2 separate regions of the Mus musculus genome follow, and region 2 is linked to region 1. The links are chromatin contacts, found by Hi-C in ENCODE. All regions are on one chromosome and are shown on one strand. The core of a region is the stretch at or near the end of the contact, and the rest is flanking DNA. Distances in the headings are between cores, read along the strand shown. Region 1 holds the start of Nemp2 (nuclear envelope integral membrane protein 2). Region 2 overlaps Nab1 (Ngfi-A binding protein 1).

Region 1 (5,953 bases), core at 1,930-4,429:
GTGGTGCCCCCACCCACACTTCTGTGTCTTTATTTTCTACTGTCTCAGTTATTTTGGGTCAACCATGATCCAAGTTATTAAATAGAAACTTCCAGAAATAAACAATTCACAAGCTTCAAGCAGCTGCTGAGTTTATTGTTAGTAATGTTGTATTATTAGTCATTGTGAATCCTTAACCATCCTAACTTGGACATTGTTTCAGTGGGGCAGGAAGAGCACACATGGGGCTCAGTGCTCTGGACCCGGGGTCTCAGAAGGGACAAAGGAGCACTGCTGTACACATTTTTAAAAAACCCTTGCATCTCCTGCTTTGTTAATAAGTCAAAAGTAAATGGCTCCTTTAACGCTTTTCTTGCTATTAGTTTCTTTAATGCCTCAGTATATTTAGCTTAAAAAGTTGAGTCAGACATATGGTAAGAATATTTAGTCATAACCCGAGGAGCAGGCAGTACTTAAACCTACTCATCAAGTCTTCTAAAAATGAAAACCACAAGCACTTCTCAAGCCTGAGCAACTACTTCCCATAAACAAACAAACAAACAAAAAACAAAAACAAAAACAAAACAAACAAGAAAACCTTCATCACCATTCCCCTCTGGGAACCTAGCCTTCCACAATTTGCAACCAGAAAATTGATCCTCTAATGTGACCAGAACCAGAATACAGTAAACGCTGCCACTGGCTTCATTAAACTGGTTCCTTCTTCCTTGTGGGAGTTCAAGGATAATGAATGGGTCCAGATGCAGTTGCTATCTTTCTTGGTATTTAGTTTAATTCACATTTTTCAAAGATGTAAACTACATAAGTAACATGTCTCTTGTACCAGTACCAGTTTGTTGTTTTTAACCTGAATATAAAACTTAATTTTTCTTTCTCCAGTGTCATGAGAATGGAACTGAAATTAGCACATCCTAACTAACACACATACAGGTCGGATTCTACCTTTAGACATTTTCTTTTGCCACAGAGGAACTTCAAATGACCTCTTGTTGGAGTGGAAGCATGGGACGTCATTCCAGAGCCTCATGTGAAGGGAAGCAGTGTTCGTGGATCTGACCTACTGGTTTCAAATTAAGAGTCATGCTTGACTTGCCGTTTCTCTTCTATGACAAGCGTCTGCCTTTTCTACAAATAGGGTATCAGAGGGCTGGCCTTGGAATGGATGTTCTTCGTGCCATGGCAGCGTGTAAGTACCCAAAGCAGATTCTCAGAGTTGGAAAGGGTCTTAGACGTCATCAGAGGCAACCCACCCCCACCCCCCCAGTCTTCCATTACACTCAATTTCACTTGCTGAGGCTTCAAGTTTTTGTGTTCAACCAAGGTCTGAAAATATTAAATGAAAAAAATCTTTCAAAGTAGAAATATGTAAGTTCAAATAATTTTTCCACAATATTTTATTGTAATGAATTGTAATAACTATCTCTTGCTCTGATTTATAATTATAAATCTCTTGCTGTGATATGTAATGTACACACACACACACACACACACACACACTGGGTGGGGGGGGGCATGTAAGGTTCGGTACTGCAGTGCTTTTTTAAAAAATACATTCCCTGTGGGTGAGAGAGATTATTGTCTAGCTGTCTCATCACAGGCCCCTCATAAGACCATAGCTTTTACAGTAGCAGCAGTTCTTAGACCTAGCCAACCAAGGGTTCCCAAGGTGTCACTCAACACTGCAGGACAGTGATCCCCTCCTATGTGAACGTAAGGAATATCTGGAATGGCAAGACAGAAGTTGCCATTTTCTTTTCAGCTGTGAACTGGAATTTTATCATCTCCTGGGTATCTTACACTTCTCAGAAAGAAAGTCCTGGTGAACATTTACATGCGTCTTTAACACAACTGAGGACTATTAAGCTAGGCGCAACAGTACAGCTCTGAAAACCCTTCACCTGGGAGGTAGAGGCAGGAATGTTGTACAGCCAAGGCCAGCCTGGTCTATGTAAAAATCTCCAGATCTGCTAGGGCTATATGGTGACCCATACAGCAGCAAAACTTGAAAAACTGAGTTCCTTGAAGCAAATAAAAGGAGCAGAAATAATACCTGTGTGCCCTGGAGAATACGACACCTACAGGTTAAATCAACAACTGCACTAGAGCCCAAGATTCTGAATCTATATAACTACTTCTACCCCTCTGCTGCCACGCCCAGGAGCCCTCCTCCTCAAACTGTTTTATATTTTCACAAGTACCTATTATATTTACTACCAATTCTTTGTTCTCTAGCATGTAAAATGGGCATATATGAATAATCAGTATAAGACAATGCAGTTAGAGCAAATCAGCCCTGCATAGCACAAAATAGTTAATTAACACATTCCTGTTCAATGAAAAGCTGACCACAGACCGTCCCCTAAGGTGTAACTCACTGCAAGATACCAGTATGGGCACAAGGTGTGACAGAAGCTAATAACTGCTTACTGAACATCCATTCTCTCTTTCAGTCTTAGACACCCTACTAACTTTGTCGGTGTCGGAATATTATCCAATTGAAAGTCTGTATCTTGACAGCCTCCCTTGAGTCTGTAAGTGACCATGTAATGAAGAATACAAACAAGCAATCTTTTGAAGGATGTAGTGAATGGTAGAAATAAATGTTAAACTCGTGGAGACTGCGTTTTGCTGCTACAGCTTTCTGAGCCAGAATCTTAAGCACCCCAAACAGTCTGAGTAGCTCACTGAGACTTCCTGTGCACCTGGTTCAATGCTGGAGCATCAGCAGTATTTTGCATATGACCAGCTACCCAGGTCACAGCAGCCAATCAGAAACAGAATTTCGGTTCCTTTCTGAAGCTTCTATCCTTCTCTAGCCTTGAGTTTCCTGAGATTTCTGAAGACAGATAAAATAAGGTTTCAGACATAAACTGCAGACAAAGGGCCAGCTGTGCGGTTGTCCAGCGGTGTGATCCTGAACAAACCAAAACACTGAAGTATCCGATGCCCGCAGACAGGGGCGGGGCCTGGCCGCGGCCGCGCGTGACCCTGCGGCGCCGAAAGGAGGCCCCCCCGCCCGGAGCCGGGGTTACCTGACATCGCTGCCTCCTCGTCGTGCACCGCGCTCGCTGGCAGTGTAGCCAGGGGCTGCAGCCAGAGCACCAGCCACCACAACCTAGGCAGCATCGCGGCCAGAGCGGCGGAAGTGGCGCAGCGGACCAAGAGCGGGAAAGCGGAGGGAGGGGATTGCAGGGGCGGAGCCGGCTGCGGCCCCGCCCTTCCGCGGTCCGCCGAGCGGCTCTCCCAGTGGCCTCCAGGGGGCGATCACCTGCCTTCCCGATTCTTGCTCCTGGGCCAGCTTGCAGAGTTGGCGGGCAGTTTAAAACACGCCGGAGCCCCGCGCAGGGTTCTCAGAGCACTGGTGCGGGCCACTCAGAAAGGCAGGCTCTTCACATGCACCCTCTCAGAAATAAGACCAGCAAGCCCCACTTAGACAAAAGCCTGACTTGTTTGTTTGTTTGTCCCTCCTTTCACCTCTTCCTTTTTTTTTTTTTAAGCAACAAGTTGAGAAATTTGGTGCTTAAATAATTTGTGTCTAAGCTCATGAACACAGTATCTTTCAAAAAAAAAAAAAAAACCCAAAAGGGTTATATAAGTTCACTATTAATAAAGTGTTACTTTAATAGAGATCTGGAGGCTGGAGAGATGGTCCAGTGCTTAGGAACACTTATCGCTCTTCCAGAGAACCCATGTTTCCCAGCGTGCACATGGCAGCAGCCCCAAACATATGTAACTACAGTTTCATGGAATCAACTGCCCTCTTCTGAATTCTGCAGACATATGGTACACAGACATACACACAAGCTAAACACCCATACACTTAAATTAAAAAATAAGCCTTCTTTTAAAAATGAGATTGTATTTTTAAAAATTCAAAGATATAGTGAGTGTTCTAAACATAACCAACCTGGCAGAGATGATAGCTCTCTAAAGTCAGCCTATTGAGACAGAAGACTCCAAGAAACTGGAATGCTGCACAGTAAACCACTCTGGGGAGCAGAGAAAGCCACCACCAACCACAAGAGAATAGTCTGTCCTAGAAAGAGACTCACAGTTTCTGAGCCCTATGGTTTATTGATGATCAGGATAATTCTGTGTTAAGAGCAAGCCTTCTTTGGTCTCTGGAAACCTTTCAGTGTGACTTACTATTTCATACTTGAAGTAGGGCAGAAGAGTGTGGTGGTAGTGGACTGTAATCCCACCATTTGAGAAACAGAGTTAATGATGGGTAAGGTGAGCCTAAGTGGCATAGGGGATCCAAGGCTAGTCTGGCTACATGAGACCTAATTTAACCTTCCTCTGATCCCCATCCCTGCCCCACCACACACACAAAGCTAGAGTAAGAAGTTGTGTTCTTTTCTCTAATTCCAGTCTTCCACTAACAGCACTAAGCTCGATATAATAGAAATCTTTTTTTTTTAATAACTCAGCTTCAATTTTTTTTAATGGTCTAAATAGGAAAGAATGTCTCTGAGTTATCTAAAGGAGGCTTTCACCAAATGCCCCGTATATGTGTATACCTAGTATGTGGCTGTAAAAGCTCAGAGTTTTTTTTTTTAAGGAAATTATTAGGGGCTGATTTTTAAAAATAAACCTTCATTATTGGAATCTGTCCTTTATCATTTTTTTTCCCTGGATCCCCTTGGTATGCCTCTTGCAAAGCAACTTTTTGCTCCAATTCTGTTCAAACTGGTTTGGTTAATTTGGGATAATGCTAAGGAAAGCAACTGAAAGAAACATATCACCAAATGACTAATGTACTTTCTTAAAGCTGTCTTCAATAGATAGAGAACAAGCAGAGACATATGTTTGCAGCGCTGATCAAAAAACAAAACAAAACAAAACAAAATTAAACCATCTAATTACTAAATTGGTAGATGAATTGAATAGGTTGTTTTCAAAGGTAAAAATACAAATGGTCAATAAATATTTAATATCCTTAGGTATGGTGGCTATTTTTGGTCATCAACTTGACTACATCTGGAATTAATTTAAACTCAAATGGCTGTGTACACCTTTGAGGAATTTTTCTTTTCATCATTTGAAGTGGGAAGACATACTTTTACTCCAGATCTTTCTTTGTCCTATATAAAGGACATGGAAGAAGGAAGCTTGCTCTTTTTTGTCGCGTCCGCTCTCGACCAGCAAGAACGACACGACCACCAGTCCTTCTAACGGCAGTTTATTCAGCAAACTTCCGTCTTCATCTCTCTCGCTTCAACTTTTTCTTCATCTATCTCCCACGAACCCCGGGCCTCTCACTCTTATATACTCTCAGTCCTCATCCACTCACAGCAGGCCATGTCACCTCACCAAGGCACGCAGCTTCAGCCAATCAGGGCGGCAGGGGCATGTCTCCACCAAATATGGACTTGTTTAAACCACCAGCATCATGGCGCACCTGTGCAGCTCTCACGACGGTTGTGGCTTATTTTCAGGTGTATGAGGAAGTCAGGTGCAAGTCATAAGACTTAGCTGCAGTCCCTGGCGCCTTCTTGGGACTGCTGCCACACCCGCTCCTCACACTTTTTCTGTGATTCCTCTTGCTAAGTCCATTCCTTTACTGTTATCAGAGCCTACCAGAAGACCAGCTGAGACATCCATCCATAGGGACTGAATAATTGCTAGATTCTTGGGCCTCCCATTAATAAACAGCAATTGTTGAAGGAGATGGTGCATAGTAAGCCATTCTATCAGTTCTGTTCCTCTGGAGGTCGCTGACTAATACAGATTTTGATGTCGGGAATGGTTCCAGAGCAACAGAAGTAAGTATAAGGATACATATAACTTTTTAAAGTATCCGGAATAAGCTTTCCAATTGGCTAACATCGACGGTTACCAAAGCCTCTCCAATTATTGATGCTTCTTCCTAGCACCTTGGAGAATACTGAAATCCCACGGTGTAAGCTATCTTAAGAACATGAGAAGGCAAACACATTTGATTATCCTGATT
Region 2 (5,953 bases), core at 976-3,475, 170 kb after region 1:
GTCATAAAGTCTGCTTGCCAGTGCTGGTGCTAGAGAGCATCAGATTTCCAATCTTGTTCATTTGCAGTTTTACTATAGAAAATAAGACACGGTGGCTTCGAAGACTGAAATGCAATATTCTACATTAAGATCTCAGATTATTTACTACTCAGGGCAGAGGGTTGTCTTTGCTTTGTGTGCTAACAAAGTCTGAATCTCCGGGCCCCACAGGATGGATTTCCCGACTTCCAGGAATCTGTGCCAACACTCTTCCAGCAGGCCAGAGCCAAGAGCGAGGAGCTTGCAGGGCTCGGTTCACAGGTAAGGCACCTGCCGTGACTGTCATGGGAATAGCTATAGGTTGGGGGTAGGTGGGTGCTTCAGCTAGCTTCCACTTGATGTTTGTGAGGATACAGTTTGTTTCTGCTTGTTGTTAAATGTCTTCTGGTCCTCAGCTTTATCTGTCTGATGGCAGGAACATCTTGGTTTCATTTGGCTCATGAACAGAATCTGATAAGCTGTTACTTACTCTCTGTAGTTCTGTAGGAAGTGACACATTCTTTGAGTATCAGGGAAAACAGCCATTTTGGTACAACTCTTAGGTAAAATAGCACAAGATCTCAATAACATATCGTCAACATTGCTACTCTTACCCCATTTAAAGCATTACTGAACAATTGTTAAATTAGTGTGTAGCTTTGGATAATTTTATTAATTTCTGTGTATATGTCAGGGGGTGCATGCTTGTGTGGGTGCACAAGGGTGCTGGTAGGTGTACTCATGTGTGCACCTGTTTATAGAGGCCAGACGGAAGCCTTGGGTGTGGTTCCTCAGGGTCCACCCACCTTGATTTTTTTGAGACAGGGCTCTTGTTAGCCTTGTTCTTATTTGTTCTTCTAGCTGGCTGCAGAGCCCCAGGAACCCAGCTGGATCTGCTCCCCACTACTGGAGTCATGGCGCATACCTCCCAGCTCAGTTCTTCATGCTGGAGTCATGGCGCATACCTCCCAGCTCAGTTCTTCATGTGGGTGCTGGGATTTGAATTTGGTTTCTCAGGCTTCTACAGCCAGTACTGTGTGCTACAATAGCTATCCTCCTACCCCAAAATCTTAGTCAATTTTTAACTATGTATGTGCTCAGAAGTGGACATTTCCAAAGTCCGTGTGTGAATGTCCCTTTTAGACAGAACTGCAGACCTGTTTGCAGGCCCGTTTAGTATTGCCAAACCTTGCTACTATGTTTCCCTCCCAGAATGGCCTGTTGAAATGTCCCCAGTTAACTTGCCAAAATGAAGTTGTTACCTTTGATCTGGTTTGTACATGTCTAGAAAAGTAATAAGGGTATTTCTTCTGTTTTTTAATCCATTATGTGTTCCATCTATTGATTTTTAAAATTGTGAATCATGACTTTTGTAACCAATTTTACATAGTGGCATTCTTATAGTACTTTTATATAACATGATAATGAATCATATCTGCATTTTGACTATTACTTCATTGGCAAATGTCATATAGACACACTGCTTTGAATATCACATGCAAGTAATTTAAAGCAGAACACAGAAAAGGAGCCTCTAAAACACGTGCAGAGGTGACCTCATATGTCACACAGCAGCCTTCTGTTTCAAACATGTCCATCTATGCGTGGTTTGGAAATGCTGCTTCACTCTGGGATGGAGGCAGAGATCCTTGCTGGCAGGGATGCCTCTCTGCATAATTTGCATTGTTTAATTTTGGTGGGAGGTGTGTTTGTCTTGTTCTTCTAGACAAGCATTTTACACCTTTTCTCCTCCAAGCAGGCTGTCATCATAGCAGAATCTGGGTAGCGCCAAATCCTAAAATAAGATGCCAGGATTTCACCCTGTGCTCAAAGCAGTTGACAGCAGATGTTGCTGCTGCTCTTAGGCTCTTTTTTTCCATCTTCTTTCTTTCTTGATTTCTTTTCTTTTTTTCTATTTTAGAAAGAAGGGGAAATCCTTTAAAGGACTCAGAACCTTGGGAAACAAAGTGAAGCTTACATTGGCTTTGAGTTTACATAGAGTTCTCTTTATGGGACTGAAAGGAAACCTTTTGAACAAACCTGGTGTCTTACATGACACAAGCATGCATTCATAGTTATGGAGGCAGATATACATCCACAGGAAGTGTGAGCTCCTTTTAATAAATACTAAATGCATTCGCTGGTGTCTCAAATTAGCAGCATCAGGCCATGAAGAAATCTAGAATGCTTTAGTTATTGCTTTTATCTTTGCTTTACTCACTAGCAGGCTGAAAAGGGGATGGCGAAGCAGATGGAGCTCCTGTGTGCCCAGGCCGGGTATGAGAGGCTGCAGCAGGAGAGGAGACTCACGGCCGGGCTCTACAGGCAGAGCTCCGGCGAGCAGAGCCCTGATGGCGGCCTGCCTTCTGATAGCTCTGATGGACAAGGTGAGCCTCTGCAGTGACTGGCCACTTGCCTCTCAAAGAGAAGTGGGGAGAATGGATTCCTTTATGTCTTGAAGGGATCATATCTGCAGAAATCCATTTTCACTAGTCCCTTTTCAGAGGAAAGTGGTCATCCTGCATCCTGTATATTTTAATTTCTAAAAGTCCTTACGTTTTATTATTCCTGTACTGTAGCTTGCGCATGTGTAGAGGCTTGGTCAGGACAGGGATGTGCGAATACAGCCCATTTCCCCTAAGAAACAGATTCCGTCAAAGATGCTGCTTTGCTGATAGCACCTGTTTCCTTGTGGTGCTAGGATTGAACCCAGGGCCTTCCACTGAAGTACACCCTCACCTTTTCCAAACGACAGAAACATCGTTCTTTAAATTTCAAAAATCAATTTGTCTAAAATGTATATTTGTTTCCTAACACAAGTCTGTGTTAGAAAGCTGAGTCATGAGTGTTTTTACTACTCTGAAAAAAAAAATGTTTTTGGCTTTTCTCCTGTCTTCAGTATGAAGAAAACCCCATGTCATTGTCATCCACTCATTGAAAAGGTTTTTTGAAGTGTTTTCTATATGCCAGGCAGGCCTCCAAGGCCAGAAGGCAGAGCAGTGCAAAAGACATCCTTGCTTATGCACAGCTTAGCTTCAAGTAGCGAGGAATGGTGTGTAGCCCTGTAAATCGGTCCTTAGCTTCAATATCAGTAAATAGTATACTGAAGGATATTGTCTTATTTTATGTATTATTTACTTTCTAGTAAGTGCTTAGTATTGTTAATAATTTCTTTCACCAAGTAAGAGTCCATCTTTTAAAACATGATTTAAGTTCATAACTTAACCTGTTAAAAAGTAACAGGTTTTGATGTGGTATTTCATGCAGTATTTTCCTCCCTCCAACAGCCCCTTTCTTGTAACACATACCATATTACACTCTCTCCCTTCACCCTCCATAAAATCCCTTCTTCCTATCATCCCCTTTCTGGTTTCATCACACACACACACACACACACACACACACACACACACACACACACACACACACACACATATATGCGTGTGCAGTGTGCGCGTGTGTGCATCTAGGTTCAACATACAAAAGAAACTGTGGAGTTGATCTCTCAGTTTGGCTTACCTCACTTAATGTAATATGATTCCCAACCTATCTGCTTCCCTGTGTTATCATTTTACTTTTCTTTCTGGCTGGCTGAATAAAACTCCCCCATGCACCTGTACCTCGTGTTCTTTATCTGCTCTTCTGCTGGTGGACATCTGGGCCTGATGATATATCTTGGCTGTTGAGGAGTGCAGTGATAAGCGGATCGCGCACATCTCTGTTGTAGGGTCTCCAGAACACTGCAGGCATGTATGCAGGCGTGGTAGAGCTGGGCTGCATGGAGGTTGTTTTTAGTTTTCTGTGAGCCCTCCATACTGGTTTCCAAGGTGGCTGTACCAGTGTTCACTGTCACCAGCAGTAAGCCGAGAATTCTTGCCCTGTGTCCTCTCTGGCACTTGCAGGCTCAATGATAGCCACTCCGACTAGAGCGATGTGGAAATTTAATTTTAATTTGCATTTGCATGATAGCTGAGATGTTGAGCCATTTCCCAGATATTCAGGAAGTGTGTATGTGTGTATATTTCTTCTTTGCCATTTGTGTATATTTCTACCTTGGCATTTCATTAGTTCAGTTATTAATGGAAGGTGAGAGGAGAGGTTTTTGTGACTGATTTCTGCACTCCTTTATATGTCATGGATGCTAATCCTGTCTGACATGTATTGGCAAAGATTTTTTTTTCCAATTCAAATAAGAATACCTCGTTAGTAAGCATTCTCTAGCCATGAAATGAAATGTCACCTTCGATCACAACACCAGAGTAAAACAAAGATTTCCTTTCTAACACTTGACAGAAACGTTGTAGCTGAGGTCTTCTTTAGCTTCTCTGACCCTTCTTAGTGGCTAAGAATTAACATATAAGAAAAGACAATTATGAACAACTTGATGGTGATTAATTTATGACACTAGGATAACTTGCTGTGCGATAGTAATTTTCTGTGACAGATAATATAATATGATGTGTAACACATTTTACAGTATTTGTACTAATTATTTTTTCATGGATTATGTTTTTTTTAAAAAAATAACTATAATTGGCCTAAAGCATTCTCTGCCTATCTACTATTAAATGTGTGGTGAGTTGATAGCATGCCCTAGTATATGATTATTAAGAAAATGTCTTACAGAGGAGCTGTATAACTCGGCATTAGAAGGCTTCTAGAAATGTCCATCTCTTGTTCTGTTCATCTTAGTTCTTAAGTATCCCTCAACAGTTTGTATATGCCAGGTACTAACATTAATGGCATGCCATTTTCCTCCTAAGTTATTATTTTAAATGTCATTTCCTGGCTATTATAAATGCCGCAGAGCTTCTTAATTCTTCTCATTCTCAGTAAGGTGTGTACTGGCAACTTGTGAATGTTTATCTATAAAATCAAACAGAAACCAAACAACAAAAATCACAGGGACTGTTTAAAATGTTACTTTGTTTTCTTTTTCTTTTTCTTTCTTTCTTCCATTTCCTTAGGAGAAAGACCTTTGAATCTCCGAATTCCGAGTGTGCAGAACCGACAGCCCCATCATTTTGTGGTGGATGGGGAGCTGAGTAGGCTTTACTCCAGTGAGGCCAAGTCCCACTCCTCAGGTGAGACTGCAGACTGCAACCAGGGAAAACCTGAACAGCATTCCCTTAGCCCTGCTTTCCCACTTCTGTCCCCACTGAACTGTGTCACTTGTCAGTTCCCCTTGGGAATTTTAGATTGCTAAAATGTTAGCCAGCCTCTTTGAGAATCATAATAGTATAAGGAATGTCTGGGAAGAGTTGTAAAGGTTAAAGTGACTTGACTAGCTATGGATTTTGACCTGCAGTTAGGTTAAGCTGAGTGGTTATGCTGAGGGGGACTAGCTTTTCTGACAGTGCTGTGGTGTGTCACCGGCATGTTCTGCATCTGTCCTTGTGCTGAGAGAGCCCTGAGTACCAGGACCTGACTTTTTGCACAGGTGCATTTTAGGGTGAGGTTGATGTCTGGAATGATAGGCACATCTGGGTACTCTAGTAAAATGAGTCAGATAGCGGTAGATAGTGGCTGCCAGCACCATCGAGGCGAGTCTGGTATCACTCAGTCTCCGAATAAAAAAAGTAGCTCTAGGAATCACTTGGTCAGAGTCGCTGATTTTCTAGATGGGAAAGCTGAGATAGGACAGTTCCCTGGGTTTGTACGTTCAGCCAGGGGGAACCTGTCTTTATAGCTGTTGTCCATTGAGGACCTGCTGTGAAGTTTATCCAGAGAGTCTGTGACTTTATGTTCATGCTCCTAGGAGCAGATGCTAAAAAGCCTGATGTCCTAAGTAATGTTGTGCACCTTGACCACCTGGCCACTGTTTCACACTGACTGTCAAAGAAGTTGAGGATGGAATTACCCTAACATGATAGCAAATTGGTCCCATATCTTGAGCAACATGAAAAGCCAACCCCTTCTTTAAAGTTCTTAACAA

Evidence for each region. A loop is a pair of places that touch in the nucleus more often than their neighbours do.
Region 2: a loop to region 1 is called in a map of adrenal gland, with 2.7 times the contacts of the local background. The contact joins the enhancer-like site here to the promoter of Nemp2 in region 1. A Hi-C loop is called at or near these places in 1 of 37 maps with a recorded cell type or tissue (adrenal gland).

The regions. Positions count from the first base shown.
Region 1 is chr1:52,627,931-52,633,883 of GRCm38, reverse strand. It overlaps Nemp2 (nuclear envelope integral membrane protein 2), which reads right to left and starts at 3,179. Exons shown (of 9, transcript NM_001142647.1): 1 at 3,033-3,179. The coding sequence starts at 3,126.
Region 2 is chr1:52,461,237-52,467,189 of GRCm38, reverse strand. Nab1 (Ngfi-A binding protein 1) reads left to right here. Exons shown (of 8, transcript NM_008667.3): 5 at 211-300; 6 at 2,243-2,405; 7 at 4,986-5,102. Among named protein-coding and RNA genes, the nearest start is that of Gm23460, 20 kb to the right of the region's middle. Within about 2 kb of position 2,225, at least 1 of the 3 ENCODE cell types and tissues checked has a DNase peak (open chromatin) inside an H3K27ac peak, as active enhancers do.